2 separate regions of the Homo sapiens genome follow, and region 1 is linked to region 2. A link is a loop called in an ENCODE intact Hi-C map of the cell type or tissue named here. Cell type or tissue: A673. All regions are shown on one strand. Each heading gives the region's core, and the rest is flanking DNA. Links, peaks and the distances in the headings are about the cores only.

The links. Peaks named below come from ENCODE experiments on the same cell type or tissue, not always from the same donor. Only the 100,000 strongest peaks of a DNase experiment are listed, where the experiment ranks them.
Region 1: a loop joins it to region 2, with 4 times the contacts of the local background. A loop is called at or near these places in 56 of 110 quality-filtered maps.

What each region holds. Positions count from the first base shown.
Region 1 is chr7:2,878,753-2,887,488 of GRCh38, forward strand. No RefSeq gene overlaps it. Among named protein-coding and RNA genes, the nearest start is that of GNA12, 39 kb to the left of the region's middle. RefSeq lists a silencer at 8,460-8,519. In A673, for the core only: no CTCF peak of the experiment used is centred there; a DNase peak (open chromatin) is centred at 3,579.
Region 2 is chr7:3,150,912-3,159,647 of GRCh38, forward strand. It overlaps LOC100129603 (a long non-coding RNA gene), which reads right to left and starts at 7,662. Exons shown (of 4, transcript NR_126024.1): 1 at 7,580-7,662; 2 at 7,227-7,344. In A673, for the core only: a CTCF peak has its summit at 4,175 (motif pointing left); a DNase peak (open chromatin) is centred at 4,160.

The DNA of each region.
Region 1 (8,736 bases), core at 2,210-4,709, 270 kb before region 2:
TAAGCTTCTCCTGCCTCAGCCTCCTGAGTAGCTGGGATTACAGGCGCCCATTACCATGCCTGGCTAATTTTTGTACTTTTAGTAGAGATGGGGTTTTACCATGTTGGCCAGGCTGGTCTCGAACTCCTGACCTCAGGTGATCTGCCCGCCTCGGCCTCCGGAAGTGCTGGGATTACAAGCATGAGTCACCGCACCCGGCCGGTCCATTGCTTTTTAGTGCCCCCTCTTGATGTGGACCGGTCTGTGAAAGAGGAGCCAGCACTAGAGGGTCCCTCGTGGCCAATTCCACCTTGATCTGGGAAGCAACACAGGCTGCAGCTGGCCTCTTCAAAGGGGCAGGAAGTGTAAGCTGCCTGTGTTTCCGGGAGCGGGGCCCCTAGTTAGATGTGCACGGGCAAACGCTACCATGGCTGAGTTTGAAAGGAGTAGGAACTGGCCTGACATGGGAGAGGGGTGGCCCATCAGAGGCAGGGAAGCAGGGTAGCAGAGTGCTCATTGTCACTGGAATGTGTGTGTGTGTGTGGACGCACGTGTGCATCCGTGTGACTTGAGTGTGTTTGCACATGTATATGTGTGGCTGTGTGCATGCCAGAGTGAAGCACAGGTGTGTAGTCCATGGATATGTGTGTCATGGGAGTGTGCATGTATCTGTGCCTGACTCGAGTGCATTTGCACGTGCATGTGTGTGTGAACGTGTGTGTGCATGTGGACATATGTGACCATGTGCATGTGTGCATGCCTGTGAGCAGCACATATGTGTATATGCACGTGTGTGTGAAAGTGCATGTGTGTATCTGTGCATAACTCGAGTGCATTTGCACATGCACATGTGTGTATGTCTGTGCATATGGGCATATGTGGTGTGTGCATGTGTTCATGCCTGTGTGCAGCACTTATGTGTATATGAACATATGTGTGAGTGTGCGTGTGTGTATCTGTGCATGACTGGAGTGCATTTGCATGTGCACGCGCATGTGTGTGAATGTGTATGTGCATGTGGACATATGTGACCATGTGCATGTATGCATGCCTGTGTGCAGCACACAAGTCTAATTGTACATGTCTATGTGTGCCTGTGAGTGTGCATGTATCTGTGCATGACTTGAGTGCATTTGCATGTGCATATGTATGTGTGTGTGCCTATGGGCATATGTGGTATGTGCATGTGTTCATGCTTGTGTGTAGCACATATGTGTATATGAACATGTGTGTGCGTGCATGAGTGTATCTGTGCATGAGTGCATTTGCACGTGCATGTGTGTGAATGTGTGTGTGCATGTGGACATATGTGGCCATGTGCATGTGTGCATGCCTGTGTGCAGCACACAAGTCTACTTGTGCATGTCTATGTGTGTCTGTGAGTGTGCATGTGTGTATCTGTGCATGACAAGTGCATTTGCACAAGTGCACGTTTGCGTGCATGTGCGTGTGCGTATGTGTGTCTCTGTGTGAATGTGTGCATACATGTGGGCATATGCATGTGTGCAGCACATGTGTATTTGTACATGTACACGTGTGAACATGTGTGCATGCATGCATTCGTGTGTGTGTGTGTGTAGGGATAAGGTGGTAAAGCCAGCACGGGAAGCAGAGACCAGACTGTGCAGAGTGTTGGAAACCGGGCTACAGAGGGCAGATTCTGCCAGAAGGCAGCAGGGAGCCCTGGACATTTCCTGTCCATATTTGCATATAGAAAGACCCCTCTGGGAACAGAGAGGAGAGTGGGTTAGAGGGAACCAGAGTGGACAGGAGACCCTGGCTGTATCCAGTGGGAGGTGATGGTGGCCTGGAATTGGGGGCAGGGCGATGATGGAGAGAAAGGGGCTGTGAGATGCGTCCAGGCAGGAGGCTGGCCAGGGTCCTCCCCCAAGTGGCCCCCGCCCCTCAGTTTCTCCAGCTGGGCCTCTGCCCAGGCTGGCATAAGCCTGCCCTGGGTCCCCCTCGGACTCTCCCACACACGTTGATCCTGCTTCTCTTCCGAGCCCATGAGGCAGGGATGGTGTCTGAAAATTGCTTGTAGCCCTCGGGGATACAAAAGAGGCAAAAATCGATACCAGCACGCAAAAAAGAAAAATGCTAAATGGAAGGGAACCGCCTTCTGTTGATGCTTATGGGGGGGCAGATGCTTGGTTCAGCCCCATTTCACAGAGGCTGCGGGCAGCAGTGGAGGCCCAGCCCCACCAGCCGGAGCCAGAAACAGCTCAGGATCCAAAGCATCTCTGAAAGAGGGTGGGAGGTGCTGCCTTGGGGCTGCACTTGGGACAAGTCCCAGCTTCTCCTGGCCTTGCCCTCCTCTCCACCCCGAAGCCCCTCCCACAAGGCTGCCGAGGAGGTCAGAGATTGGGGAGTCCGGGCTGGCTGCCCCAGCCAGTGGGAGGTCAGATCCTGCATGAAGCTGGGAGTGGCGGGCAGACAGCCCACCCTCCTACCCGCAGACCAGAGGTAAACATCTGATGCCCAGACGGAGGTGCAGAAACTTCTAGATGCAGCCAGCTGCTCTGCAGTGGGGAGAAATATAGATCTTGAAAAAAAAATCCTATGGTTCCCAGAGGTAACAGCGTGGATGCCACATTTGCAGGCGTTTCTGTGCACACGCAGCCTGCGCAGTTACCATCTGAGCTTCCCACGCGGACCGCCCATACTGTTACCCTCAGCTGCCTCCTCGCGCCAGTGCCTCCTGAACATGTCGGGATCCATGGGGGCTGCTTTGCTGTTTTTCACCAGCCCAGAATTCCCTGGGTCCCATATCCAGCTGCTCTGTGGCCTATTGGTGGTCATTTGTCCTTTTTTTCTTTTCTTTTTCTTTTTCTTGAGATGGAGTTTTACTCTGTTGCCCAGGCTGGAGTGCAGTGGCGCGATCTTGGCTCATTGCAAACTCCACCTTCCAGATTCAAGCGATTCTCCTGCCTCAGCCTCCCAAATAGGTAGCTGAGGCTCGCCACCACGCCCAGATAATTTTTGTATTTTGAGTAGGGACAGGGTTTCCCCATATTGGCCGGGCTGGTCTCGAACTTCTAACCTCAGGTGATCCGCCTATCTCGGCCTCCCAAAGTGTTGGGATTACAGGCGTGAGCCACCAGGCCCCCTTTTTTTTTTTTTTTTTTTTTTTTTCTGATGTTGGGCTATTTTAAGCCACGCTGCAGGGGGTACCCATGGGCACCATCGGTGTGTCCTGTGGGGAGTATTTCTAGGTGCAGAGTGTTAGAGTCACTCACTGGGTCCTGAGATGACCACTCCGTGCCTCAGTTTGCTGATCTGTGAGATGGATTCTAGCCCTTCCTCCTTTATAGGATTAAAGGAGGGAGAGTGCGAGATGTGGGATGAGTTCTCTGATTTCCATGTCCCGCCTGGGTGTGGGTGGCTCAGGGCATGGGCCCAGAACCCGGCCTCTGCACCCCAGCCTGGCCAACCAGAGGACAATGCCCGGCTTGGGAGAACAACCGGCCCTTGCTGTCAAGGCGTGAGGATTAGATGCAGAATAATGCAGTCCCCGATCAAACCTGCAGCTGTAACTCAGGCCCCAGACGCTGCCAGTGCCATAAATTTGGGGGGAAAGTGCAGCTCTAGCAGTTTGCGAACAAGAGCGGGGGAGGCTGAGTGAATTACAGCCCAGAGGAAGCGAAGGCCCCCTGCCTGGCATTGTTAGCCCCAGCCAGGGACTGATTGCTCACTGCCTTTAATGAAATTGAATTTTAATTTATATCCCAACCCAAGGTGGGGGACAAGGGTGTGCCCGGGCAGAGGTGGGCTCAGCCCCAGGATGGGGGCTCCTTCTGCAAGAGGAGCTTGCAGCCAAGTCCTACAGGAGAAAAAGATGGGCGCCCGGGGAGCTTCTCCAGCCCAAAGTTTCGAGGTCCTGCCAGTGCGGGCTCTGGGCAGGGTGCGGCCCCCGTTTGGCAATTCCTGCCTTGCTTAGGTGCAAGCCCCTAGAGGGCTCAGCGAAGGGGAGTCCCCGTCTCTTCCTTGTGAGAACTGGGAGCTCTGCCAGGTTGCAGGGGGAAGCCTGGGGAGAGGGGGAGCGTAATGATTTGTGGGGTTCGTTGGGAGCCCCCAGCTCCTTCACCTCTCCAAGGTTCCCAGATGACACATGATAACCCGCTGCACCCGATTTCCATATATCGCATGGGGCTTTTGAGGCCTTGCCAAGTGCCAGGTGAGGCTCCACGGGCACCCGTGTGGCCTTTGCCTCCTGTCTGTGTGCACCTGCTCTGGGTGGTCGAGGAGGGGCCATACCTCGGGGGCAGGCTGGCCTGGCTGCCAATCCCACCTGCACATTTCCTGGCCTTGGAAAACCACTTCCCGCCTCTGAGCCTCAGTTTCTACATCTGCAAACTGGAGATGAGGAGCACACCTCCGCCCAGAGCATCTGAAGGGGGACAGGAAGTTTGCAGGAGCTGCGGTTCTGCAGCGGCGCTTTTCCAGACCCTGCTCCGAGCTCATGGTTCAATGTGCTGGCGGCCAGCTGGGGGTGGGGGGTGATGGCCATCAGGACGCCACCCCCGTGGCCACGGCAGAACAGTGGTCTCCTTACGGCCCAGTGAGGAGGGGCCTCACAGAGGGGCTGGCAGGCGTGAGGGCATCCTGGGAACAGGGTTCCCGTGCAAGGGTTGCGCCTGCCGGTACAGGGGCTGGGAGGGCCAGGGCCTCCCTTGCGGCTGAACAGACGGGCTCAGGAGGCAGGCAGGTGGGGGCTGCAGGCCTCCCCCGACTTGCCTGGGAGCCTGGGAACAACATCTAGGGCTTGTTCTCTGCCTTCCTCACTGTGGTGGCCCCAGCAGGGCCCCTGGACATGCATCTGGACCCTGTAGTGGCTTCCTCTGTGGCCCTGAATGCCTGGTCTCCTTTGCAGGCCACAGGTCCCCCGTTAGTAAAGTGGGGAGTTGTCCTGGCTCCTGAGGACCTGTGGATGCCTCCCTACCCTGTGCTCTCCCCATTGTGCCACCCACACGCACCCATGAGCCCCAGAATCCACGTGTGGGGCCACGGCTCTCAGGGCTTTCGGGCCAGTCCTGCTCCCAGCCCTGCCAGTGTGCACCGTGGCAGGGCCTGTGGCGGGGGATGGAAGGCAGCTGCCTCCCTCAGTGACTTAGGACAGGTTGATCAGGCTGCGGCTGATGAGTGAGGCATAAATCCATTGGCTGCTGGTGGAAATTATTTTCTGCTGGTGGAGCTGTCAAGTGAAGCCATCGGTTTAGACACAGGGTGTGTGTGTGTAGGAGAGAGACTGGGGGAAAGAGAGACTTCCACACTGACTGTGCTGGGGGCGCCTTTGGAACCCAGGAGACATCTTTAGCTCCTACCTTTCGATTTTCAGGTGGAGAGACTACTCAGGCCCAGAAAAGGACAGGCACTCGGTTGAGGTCACACAGCAAGGGAGTCGGGAAGTTGGAAGGAGGAGGATGTGGAAGACGCAGTTTGCTCCTGGGTCCTCAGAAAGGAGGCTGGGTGTCAAATTCTACCCTTAGGAATTTTAGTGAGCAGGCGGTGCCTTTGTGCATAGAAAAAGATGCCCCATCCTCTGGGTGGCCCGGCCCAGCACCAGGGCGTGTGGCCAGTGAGCAGGCACAGGCCGGGCTCAGCCCACCTGGACCCCTGACTGCATGCAAAGGGTTCCAACTGGCACCAATGTGCCATTCCTGACCCCGCCTTAAACAAACGGATTATAAAAGGAAATTTTATAGCCATAATTTATGGGCAGCCAGCAGTGCTTGCCAAACATAGACGATAACACAAAAATAAATATGTCTCCAATACATTTTATACTCTTTTTTTTTTACCCCCCAGAGACAGGGTCTCTCCCCACGGTCCAGGCTGGAGTGTACTGGTGCAATTATAACTCACAGCAGCCTCCTGCTCCTGGGCTCAAGCGATCCTCCCACATCGGCCTCCTGAGTAGCTGAGACTACAGGCATGCACCACATGCCTCACTGATCTTTTTGTATTTTTGTAGAGATGGGGTTTCACAGGCTGGTCTGGAACTCCTGGGCTCAAGCGATCCTCCCACCTCGGCCTCCCAAAGTGCTGGGATTATGGGTGTGAGCCACTGCGCCCAGCCCTATCTTATATTATTATAATATTTATGATATAAATATGTATATATGACATAGATGCATATATGGATATACATACTTTTTTTTTTTTTTGAGACGGAGTCTCGCTTTGTTGCCCAGGCTGGAGTGCAGTGGCGTGATGTCCACTCACTGCAAGCTCCGCCCCCCGGGGTTCAGGCCATTCTCCTGCCTCAGCCTCCCGAGTAGCTGGGACTACAGGCGCCCGCCACCACGCCTGGCTAATTTTTTTGTATTTTTAGTAGAGGCAGGGTTTCACCGTGTTCACCAGGATGGTCTCAATTTCCTGACCTCGTGATCCGCCTGCCTCAGCCTCCCAAAGTGCTGGGATTACAGGCATGAGCTACCGTGCCTGGCCAGATATACATACTTTATATTTGTATAATATTATCGTAAAAGGTTTGTAATCCCAGCACTTTGGGAGGTCAAGGCAGAAGGATCGCTTGAGCCCAGGAGTTCATGAGCAGCCTGGGCAACACAGTGAGACCCTATCTCAAAAAAAAAAAAAAGTGCAAACCTGAAGTGCAAGCAAACCTGCTTATGAGGATTAATTGATCAAGTTGCTCTCCTGAGGTTTGGGGAAGGAATGGAGGATAGCTGAGTTTTGATGGGGACTGTGGCTGGGGGTCAGGGCTGGGCAGGTGCCATGAGGTAGGGTGCTGGTAGCAGGTGGCAGGGGATGGGATGGAACAAGGTCTGGCTAAGCACCAGGCACTGGGCTCAATGCCCTGCAAGTAGCTTCCCTGCAGTCCTGAAGGGGGGCTTGATATCCTCACTTTATTTTACCTTTGTATCTTTTTTTTGGAGACAGAGTCTCACTCTGTCACCCAGGCTGGAGTGCAGTGGTTCAATCTCTGCTCACTGCAACCTCCAACTTCTGGGCTGGAGCGATTCTCCTGCCTCAGCCTCCCGAGTGGCTGGAATTACAGGTGCACACCACCACGCCTAATTTTTGTATTTTTAGTAGAGATGGGGTCTCACCATGTTGCCCAGGCTGGTCTGGAACTCCTGACCTCAGGTGATCCACCTGCCTTGGCCTCCCAAAGTGCTGGGATTACAGGCGTGAGCCACCGTGCCTGGCTGTATCTTCTTCTTTTAAAATAATTCAAACATACAGAACACTGCAGAGTAGCAGAATGAACCTGCCAGGTACCTGCCTTCTAGCCCTATCTGGTCCCAATATGCAGGTATTTTCTTGGTATCTTGTGAAGAAACAGACCATGATAGATGTTACTGAAGCCCCACTCCCAACTTGCTCCAACCCAGCCCTCTCCCCTTCTCTGTCTCCTGAAGAAGAGCCACCTTCTCAGTTGATTATCCATTTTTCCATTGCAGGAATTTATACTGTTATTGCATATGTACATAACCATAAATAATATATGCAGTATTGTTTTTCAATTTCATAGATCTGTGCCCATTTTATAGTTGGAAACCCTGCGGCCCAGGGGACTGAGCCACTTGCTCACGTGCACATGGTTGTGAGTGGTGGAGCTGGGCTCAGACCCTGGGATCCTCCCTCCGGAGTCCCTCTCACGGGGGAATTCAGTGACCGTGGGTGGGGGTGCCCTGGAGATACATTTCTTCTCCACAAAGGCTGCCCTGGCTCAGGGATAAAGACACGTGGATTTATTGGAATGGCTTTTAGGGCCTGGGGACCTGCTGGGTGGTGCCAGGTCTCAGGGGCTCCGGGTCACATGGGGCGGGAGGGAAGAATGTGCAAGGGGCCTGCCCCTTGACTCCATGTTCTTTTGCAGAAAGGAAATCAATACCTTCCTGCTCCAGCAGGCTGGGGCACGAAGCTGTGGCCTGTGAGGTGACTGGAGCTGGGAGGCACCTTCTCTGCAGAGCAGGGAAAGGCTTAATCCTGGGAGACTTATGTCACCAAGGATGGCAGAACTCTGGGTGAGGGGAAGGGGGTCCTGGTCACCCCTCCTTGTTGCGCTGGCTGAAAAGTGGGGTAGTGGGCCTGAGAGGGAGGGTCTGCCAGGGGCCTGGGTTTGCCCATCTGGCTTTGGGCCTGTCTGGGGGGATGTGAAGAGGGTGGGGTGCAGCTGGGGGACATCTGGCAGTCATAGCCTGCAGGGAACAAGGCCACCAGGGGGGCCAGGGTGGAGAGGACAGTCGGGGTGGGGTCTCTGTGCATGTGCGTGGGACCACAGTGAGGGTCCGGTACCCACGTGTGCCCCACCATGGACCTGACACCCCCCCACCCCACCGTGCACAGACATGTGTGTGCACACATGTGTGTACACCTCTCCACATACACACACACACACACACACACACACACACACGGAGCCAAACACACACGTGCACACACAGAGCGCAGTGGAGTCCTTCCCACAGCTAGGGGGTGCTAGAAGTCTTCCCAGCAGAAATTCATTGGCTGAAACCGACGGACACACACTCACACAGAGGAAAAAAAAGGAAGAAGGAAAAAGAAAAGAAAATCCCTCGAAAAATATAGCCGTTGATGGTAATTCAAGTCGACAACACCCGTAAATCCTGGAGGCTGATAACAACAATAGAATATGAACGGAGCGGTGCCAGATTAACCGAGATATTTGATGCTTTGCCACCCAGATCAATAAGCCGCACTGAGATTTTTCCCGACATTCGGACCCCGAGCTGGTCCCTGCTGTAGGTTTGTGGGTGTCGTGTTCACCTC
Region 2 (8,736 bases), core at 3,125-5,624:
CCCCCACCCCAATACAATGAAACATGGTATCTCATTCAAAAGCGTTGCCCTACTTGTGACTCCTTTCAAGGAGTGGGTTAGGTTGATTTTTCACTCAGCAATCAGCAATAGAGTTTCAATTCATTATTTTAAACTGCTACATAGTATTCTATAATATGGATATACCTAAATGCATCCAGCTACTCTATAGATGAAAATTTACTTTGTTTCTATTTTCCCCCACTCCAGACAATACTATACCATCCTTGGGTTGTTGTTTTTTCCTCCAGTATAAACCACGCAGTAAAAATCATTCATTTTCCGGCCAGGCTTGGTGGCTTACACCTATAATCCCAGCACTTTCGGAGGCTGAGGTGGGAGGATCACCTGAGGTCAGGAGTTCAAGACCAGCCTCACTAACATTAAAAATACTCTATTAAAAATACAAAAATTAGCCAGGTGTAGTGGCTCCTGCCTATAATCTCAGCTACTTGGAAGGTTGAGGTAGGAGAATCTCTTGAATCTAGGAGGCAGAGGTTGCAGTGAGCTGAGATCTTGCCACTGCACTCCAGCCTGGGTGACAGAGCAAGACTCTGTCTCACACAAAAAAAAAAAAAAAAAAAAAAAAAAAAAAAAAATCATTCGTTTTCCTTGTCCCAAACAGTGCTGCAATAAACATCCTCCTCTATGTTTTTCATGTGTCGTTGGTTTTACTAGTGTAGGACAGATTCCCAAAAGTGAGGTTTCTTGCTAAAGAGCATGCATTTTAAATTTTAATAGACATTGTATGGTTAATTTGTGTAAAGTTGAAAGCAATTCACACTCATGAACAAGGAATTTGAGTACCCAGCTTCGTGTATTGTTGAGGCATTGGAAGTTACTGTTCATTTTCTAGACTAAGAGATGAAAAATAGTATCCCATAATTAATTTTATTTGCACCTTGAATGTGAGGTTGAGCAACTGTTTCTAAGCCCGATAGGCAATTTTGATGCCCCCTTCTGTGAACTGTCTGTTTATATCTTCTTGAACTATTTTTCTCTAAAGTCTCGGTTTTCTCATCCATAAAATGGGGAAATGAGAGTACGTATCTCGCGGGAGTCATGAAGATTTAATGAATCAGTGGCCATAAGGAGCTTTGCGAAGCAGCTTGCAACAGAGAAAACATTATCATTTTCATTACACGCTGGGTGCCAGACACATGGTGGCTATCAAATCTTTTATCTTTTTTCTCCTTCCCTCCTTCCTTTTTATTATCATTATTATTATTATTATTATTATTATTATTATTATTATTATTTTGGTGTTCTCCATACAGAGGGTTGGGCTTGGGAAAGAAAAAGGCCCACTTAAGAGAAAGACCACATGTTGGGCTGGCTGGAGGCAGGAGCCAGACAGGACCACACAGTGGCAGGGGAAATTGTCAGGAGCTAAGGCTGGGGAACTCAAAGGGGGAGTCACTTTGACATGAGTGGTTTTGGGGGTTGAGAAAAGGGGTCTGGGCTGGACATAGTGGCTCATGCCTGTAATCCCAGCACTTTGGGAGGCCGAGGCAGGCAGGTAGCTTGAGCTTACCAGTTCAAGACCAGCCTGGCCAACATGGCGAAACCCCATCTCTACTAAAAAATAAAAAATACAAAAATTAGCTGGGTGTGGTGGCATGTGCCTGTAGTCCCAGCTACTCGGGAGGCTGAGGCAGGAGAATTGCTTGAATCCGGGAGGTGGAGGCTGCAGTGAGCCAAGATCGCGCCACTGCACTCTAGCCTGGGTGATAGAGCGAGACTCCATCGAAAGAAAGAAGGATAAGAAAGAGAGAGAGAGAGAGAGAGAGGGAGGAAGGAAGGAAAGAGGGAAAGAGGGAAGGGAGGGAAGGAAGGAAAGTGGGTCTGATCTTGAGTCGTAACCATGGGAATAGTGAGGATGGACCACCTCCCATGTTCCCAGCACTTTGCCTGGACAACATGCCAGTGATATGGGACCGATCATTTCTCTCCATCTTATGGCTCAGAGGGGCTAAGCGATTTGCCCAAGGTTGCACAGCACGTGAACGGCAGGTCAGAAATGCGAACCCAGGATTGTCTGACCCCCAGCCCCTGCATGCTCCACTACCCCATCTTAAGAGATTGCCTGGCTTCTAAGCAGCCCTGCCCTTTGGTGGAGGAACCTCTGAACACCTGGGTCAGGCCGTGAAGCCCAACCATTGGCATTTCTAGATTCCTCTGCTAGAATTTTAGGAAGAAAGTTGGAAGCCCCCAGAGTCATTGTGCACCCTTCTGCATTTCTATATCAAGTAGGAGATGCATTTGTTACCACGCTAATTAGGGCAGAAATTAACTGAAATGCTGAGTTTTAGCAGAGAGCGAATCGGCTGCAGGTGTCAGTAATTAGCGAAAAATGAGTCATTTGATGTTTGTAGACACACAGCCTTCTCAACTTTGATTCAAAAATAAACTTCGTGGGCACATTGTTCTGAATCACTCCTGCTAATGCATGTGTCTATCTTAATGCTGTAATTCAGTATAAATATTTTAAATAAATCAGTAATGTTGCTTTTCAGTGGCAGTACACACATGAAATTTTCTGTACAAAAATGGAGTAAGAATAAAATATTTTTAGTAAGATCGGTAGAAACCTGAAAAACAGCCATACAGAAATTACTGTTTCCTTGCTCTTGGTTTTTTTCCTCTCTCTTTCTTTTGGTTTCTTGGAATATAAATAATTCACCTCCAATATCCTGTCCTGAGCAGGGACTAAGCAAGTAAAATAAACAGCATACTGGTGAATACCTGCAGGGTTTGGAAATGGAATTAAAAATCCCCCTTAAACTAGACATTCTCCTGTTAGTTCACTGCTTGGGAACAGCCTGAGTTCTGAGGTGGGTGGAGTAAAAAGGAAACTTACACAGAGGTAGATGTAGCTGTGTCTTCTAAAGCAAAATCTATTTCCTTATCAAACTAGTTAAGTTGGCCAATTATGAGATACGAGAGCATCTGTGTGTGGAGCAGGTGGGAACAGAAGCTTGGAAATTATTTTTCCTCATGAACAGCAGTTGTGTGCACATTTGTGTGTGTATGTGTGTGATGTGTATGTTTGTGTGTGTGCATTTTAAGGCTTAGGATCAGTGATTGCATTAACCATAGCCCAACAGGAGACGTCCCCACCATGAAAAATTGAATGCAAGTGTCTCATTGTCTCCTTTTTTTTTTTAGAGACAGGGTCTCACTCTGTTTCCCAGGCTGGAGTGCAGTGGTGCAATCAATCGTAGCTCTCTGCAGCATCAACTTCCTGGGCTCAAGTGATTCTCCCACCTCAGCCTCCCAAGTAGCTGGGACTATAGGGGCACACCACCATGCCCTGCTGACTTTTTACATTTTTTATAGAGATGAGGTCTTGCCTGTGTTGCCCAGGCTGGAGTGCAGTGGTGCGATCGTGGCTCATTGCAGCCTCAAACTCCTGGCCTCAAGTGATCCTCCTGCCTCAGCCTCCTAAAGGGCTGGGATTACAGATATGAGCCCCTGCATCCTGCCTGGTGTCTCACTCTTGAGCAAGAGAGGTGCTGGCCCCTCCCACCCCCTGGCTCGGTTCTAGAGCGTCCTGCTGCTCTGTCTCTGAAGCACGCATCTGCACACGAGCAAGTCTTGGGTTGACCAGGGTGGGGTGTAGGAGGAGACTCTCCTATGGCCTGTGACAAGGTGAGGGGACTCTGGCCCCAGCCAGCCTGACAGCTTTTGTGGTCAGAAGTTGGCTGGTCAGTGATGTAGGAAGAGTTGACTCAACAGATTCTCTTCCATACCATGGCATCCTTGAGGTTAACTAGTTGAATGGTTTGAAACAAAGTGAATGGGTTAAAGTTGGTGAATTCATGATTCGTAAAAAAAGAAGAAAAAAGCTCTCATTGGTCACCTTTGGAGGTCAGCAGGATATCCCCTCATTATTTTGAAAACTGGTCAGTAAAAGGGAAAAAATTTAAGCATTTATCGACCTTTCTTATGGCAACGATACATCAGCGTGACCAAGTGGTTGATAAGGGGAAGGTCCTTGTTATAGAAGTATTCTAGCTAATTAAGGAAGAGGAATGTAGACTTTGAATATCAGCATTTTACATCTCATAATGAACTAATGGATCTAAGCAATCACCATTACAAACCGTGAACAACCTCTAAAAAAGACACAAACCAAGCACTCTGTGCCCCCCAGTGGAAGGACAGGACACTACACCATGAAATATTCTTGTCAAATCCCCAAAACTGAATGTGATCAACCCTAGATCCAACTACTGATCTATAGAAAATGAAGAGGACAGAAGAACCTGTCAAATGACACCATGGAGATGTCATCATCAAAATCCAGACTGTGGCCTGTAATCCCAGCTCTTTGGGAAGCCGAGGTGGGTGGATCGCTTGAGGCCAGGAGTTGGAGACCAGCCTGGGCAACATGGCAAAATTCCGTCTGTACAAAAAATATAAAAATTATCCAGGTGTGTTGGCATATGCCTGCAGTCCCAACTATTCTGGAGGCTGAGGTGGGAGGATAACTTGAGCCCAGGAGGTTGAGGCTGCACTGAGCCGTGATTGTGCTACTGCACTCCAGCCTGGGGCACAGGGCAAGACCCTGTCTCAATAATAATAATAATAATAATAATAATAATAATAATAATAATTCAAGATTGTGCAAGCTGTGGCTAGCTCTATAGGACAAATAATCCAATTTTTTCATTAAGTGAATTGTAAGGAAAAGAGGGAAAGGGTAATAGGTTAAAGAAGGCAGAGACCCAACAGCCCATCGCAACATACGGATCTGATTTAGATCCCCAGGCAGATGTTAGAATAATACAAGAAAAAATATCTATGAGACAAATTAGGGAACTTTGAACACTGCACATTTGATTAAGGAATTATTGTGAATATCTTTAGCTGTGATACTGGTATCGTATTTATGTTTTTGAGAGATGCCTACTGAAATATTTACATGTTAAGTGATACTGGTATCGTATTTATGTTTTTGAGAGATGCCTACTGAAATATTTACATGTTAAGTGACAGAATGACTGAAATCTGCTTCAAAAGATTCCAGGGCTCATCTAAAGTGGGTAGAGGAACAGATGAAATGAGATTGGCCCTGAATTGAAAATTATTAGGGCTGCGCGTGGTGGCTCATGCTTGTAATCCCAGCAGTTTGGGAGGTCAAGACCAGAGGATCACCTGAGCCCAGGAGTTCCAGACCAGCCTGGGCAACACAGTGAGACCCTGCCTGTACTAAAAATAATTTAAAAAAAATTAACCAGGTGTGACGGCTCGTGCCTGTAGTCTCAGCTACTGGTGGGGCTGAGGCAAGAAGATCATTTGACTATGGAAGTCTAGGAGGTCGAGGCTGCAGTGAGCCCTGATCATACCACTGCACTCCAGCCAGGGGAAAAAGTGAGACCCTGTCTCAAAAATTAAAAAAATAAAGCACTACATTTCCTTTCTAGAAACACACACACAGGCAGATGTGTTCCATGAATCCCAATAACTGGGACAAGGAGAGGCGGGATGTCTGCAGTGTGGGATGATTCTGGGCCTCTGAATGACACTGAGCGGTCTGGGTGGAAATCCGCAGATTTTCCATCTTCCAGGGCAGAAGTCGGCATGCTTTCTGTAAAGGACTGGACCGTGAATATTTTAGGTCTTTTGGGCCATATCATCTCGGTCACAACTACTCATGCTGGTTGCACGACAGGGGCCAAAGACAATATATGAAGAAATGGGTGTGTCCCTGTTCCGACAAAACTTTATTTACAAAAACAGGCAGCAGACCGCATTTGCCCTGAGGTGGCAGTTTGACCAGCCCTGTCCTGTTGCTGGACAGAAGAACTTTCTGTGATGACGGAAATGTTATTTCTGTGCCATCCAGTATAGGAGCCATTAGTCACACGCAGTTACTGAGCACTTTGGATGGGGCTAGTCGGACTGAGGAACTAGTTTTTAATTTTTATTTAGCTTAAATTAGTTTAACTTTAAAAAGTCACATGGAGTTAGTTGCTACCACGTTAGACAGCACAGTTCTAGAGAGCCCAGCCCAGCAACTAAAAAGGAGGAGAGGCTGGGTGCGGTGGCTCACGCTTGTAATCTCAGCACTTTGAGAGGCTGAGGCAGCAGGATTGCTTGAGGACAGGAGTTTTAGACCAGCTTGGGCAACACAGCGAGACACCGACTCTATAAAAAAAATTTAAAAATTGGAGAAGTGTAGTGGTGTGAGCCTGTAGTCCCAGCTACTCAGGAAGCTGAGGTGGGAGGACTGATTGAGCCCAGGAGTTCCAGAGGAGCCTGGGCAACACAGTGAGACCCTGTCTCTACAAAAAGTACAAAAATTAGCCATGCGTGGTAGCATGCACCTGTAGTCCTAGCTACTCTGGAGGGTGAGATGGGAGGATCACTTGAGCCTGAGAGACGGAGGTTGCAGTGAGCCAAGTCTGTGCCACTGCCCAGTGAGCCTGGGCAACACAGTGACACCCTGTCTCAAAAAAAACAAAAAGAGGAAGAGGAGATGCAGCCCAGGGAGAAGAACTGATTTGTCTAAGACGTGGCTCCAACCTTTGGGTTCATGCTTCTCCCTGCGCCACGGTATGAAGTTGCCTGAACTCCAGAACCACTAAGCAATGAGGCAGGTGACCTGGGCTCTGATCCTCAGGCTGGGACCTGGGGAAAGCCATTCACCTTTAGTGTTCTGCTGTGTCTCCATGTGTACGAGGACCACACCCCAACCTCCTCGTCCATTCACCTGTGGGGGCCACCAGGGGGATCACAGGAGACAATGTAGGCAGAGGCCCTTTGAAAACTTCAAAGCGCCCCGGGAGTTTCCGGATGTTCTGCATTAATTTATCTAATCCAAGGTAGGAAAGTGAAACGTGGGCTATGAAAGACAGGAGGGAAGTCGGGTGATTCATCGCTCGGCTGGAACTCTCGCGGGTTAAATCTCTGTTTCAGTGAATTTCCTGGGGAGAATTCAGGGCCGTGTTCCAGCTAACAAATTCATCCCTTTGCTTTGACTCTGAACCATATTCTGGGACGGCATCAAAGCCAGCCTCCCAAGAGTCGCTTGGGGACTGTCTGGGCCCCGAGCTCTCCGACCCTCCTGCCTCCACTCTGCAGATGCTCCTGCTCCCATCTCCCCAGCACAGACCCCACCACAGCCTCCTGCCTGGCCCCATCTGCCATCCCTGCGGCTGAGCCCGACTGAGAGTGAAGTCCTTCATTAAATCAGTGCCTACCTCGTCCTGCGGATGGAGGTCATTCTCAGCCTCATTCCCCTTGCCAGAGAAGGATGTGGGGGGAGGCAGGCAGGGCAAAGGCAGGGAGACATCCTCTGGTCCAGAATTGATTCCTCTTCTGAAAGAAAGAAAAGCAAAGATGTCCCTAAAGGGGACATTAAAACTCTCAACAAGACCCTCAGGCTGGGAGTCTTCTTCCCAAGGCCAGGGTCAGGCCTGAGAGGTGTTCTCAAAGACCCGGAGTGAAATCCTCTTCCTAGACAAAGATGATTCCAAGGATGATTCCAAGTGGGAAGGGGAGAGAGGGGCCTTGCACGAGGCAAGTAACTAGGCCTGTGGGAGCAAGTTCGTACCGTCTACCCTCTGTCAAACTCTGTACTTGAAACGGTTCATGTTTTTTAAAAGGATGGGCGTTTTAAATCCCTCCATTCCGCTCTGCCCCGTGATGTAATTTAGAAATCACGAGAGCTCTCAAAAAAAAAAAAAAAAAAAAAAAAAACAAAAACCAGCGAGATGTGCTCACAGACCTTGGTCCGCAAATGTTTTTGCCAGATGCTGAGAACCTAGGCAGAATCCAGAGCAGCTTTTATAGAGGATTTGATGTTTAACTCATCATGGAGAGGTCCCTGATCTCTCCCTGGAGAAAAAGGAAGTCGATGGGGTCGTTTGTACGGCGAAAACTACAGCATGATGTTGGAGGGATCAGGGAGCCTCCTTCAAGGGTTTAGGGGGCTCTGGGTCAGGGCCTTTCTGGACGGTTCTTCCCTTGGGAATAGGAAGCCAGGATCACAGAGGGGAAGGGTCCAGCCCAGATTTGGAGCTGGATACCCTAGTGGGTATCCCTTAAACAGGAGCAGGTGAGCCTGTGTTACAGGACCCGATCTGGACCCCAAGAGAGGGTTCTTGGATCTTATGCAAGAAAGAATTCAGGGCGAGTCCATAGAGTAAAGAGAAATCAAGTTTATTAGGAAAGGAAAGGAATAAAAGAAGGGCTACTCCACAGACACAGCAGCCCCAAGGGCTGCTGGTTGCCCATTTTTGTGGTTATTTCTTGATGATATGCTAAAGGAGGGGTGGATTATTCATGCCTCTCCCTTTTAGACCATATAGGGAACTTCCTGACGTTGCCATGGCATTTGTAAACTGTCATGATGCTGGTGGGAGCGTAGCCGTGAGGATGACCAGAGGTCACTCTGGTGTCCATCTTGGTTTTTGTGGGGTTTTGCCAGATTCTTCACTGCAACCTGTTTTATCAGCAAGGTGTTTAGGACCTGTATCTAGTGCTGACCTCCTATCTCATCCTGTGACTTGGAATGCCTTAACCATCTGGGAATGCACCTAGTAGGTCTCAGCCTCATTTTACCCAGCTCCTCTTCAAGATAGAGTTGCTCTGGTTCAAATGCCTCTGACATCTGGGTGGTAGGGTTGTGCTGCCTGGCTTCTTAACTTCCTGGCTCAGAACCCAAACCTGTTGCCTCTGGCTGCCCAGCCAATGGGACTGTGACAGCTG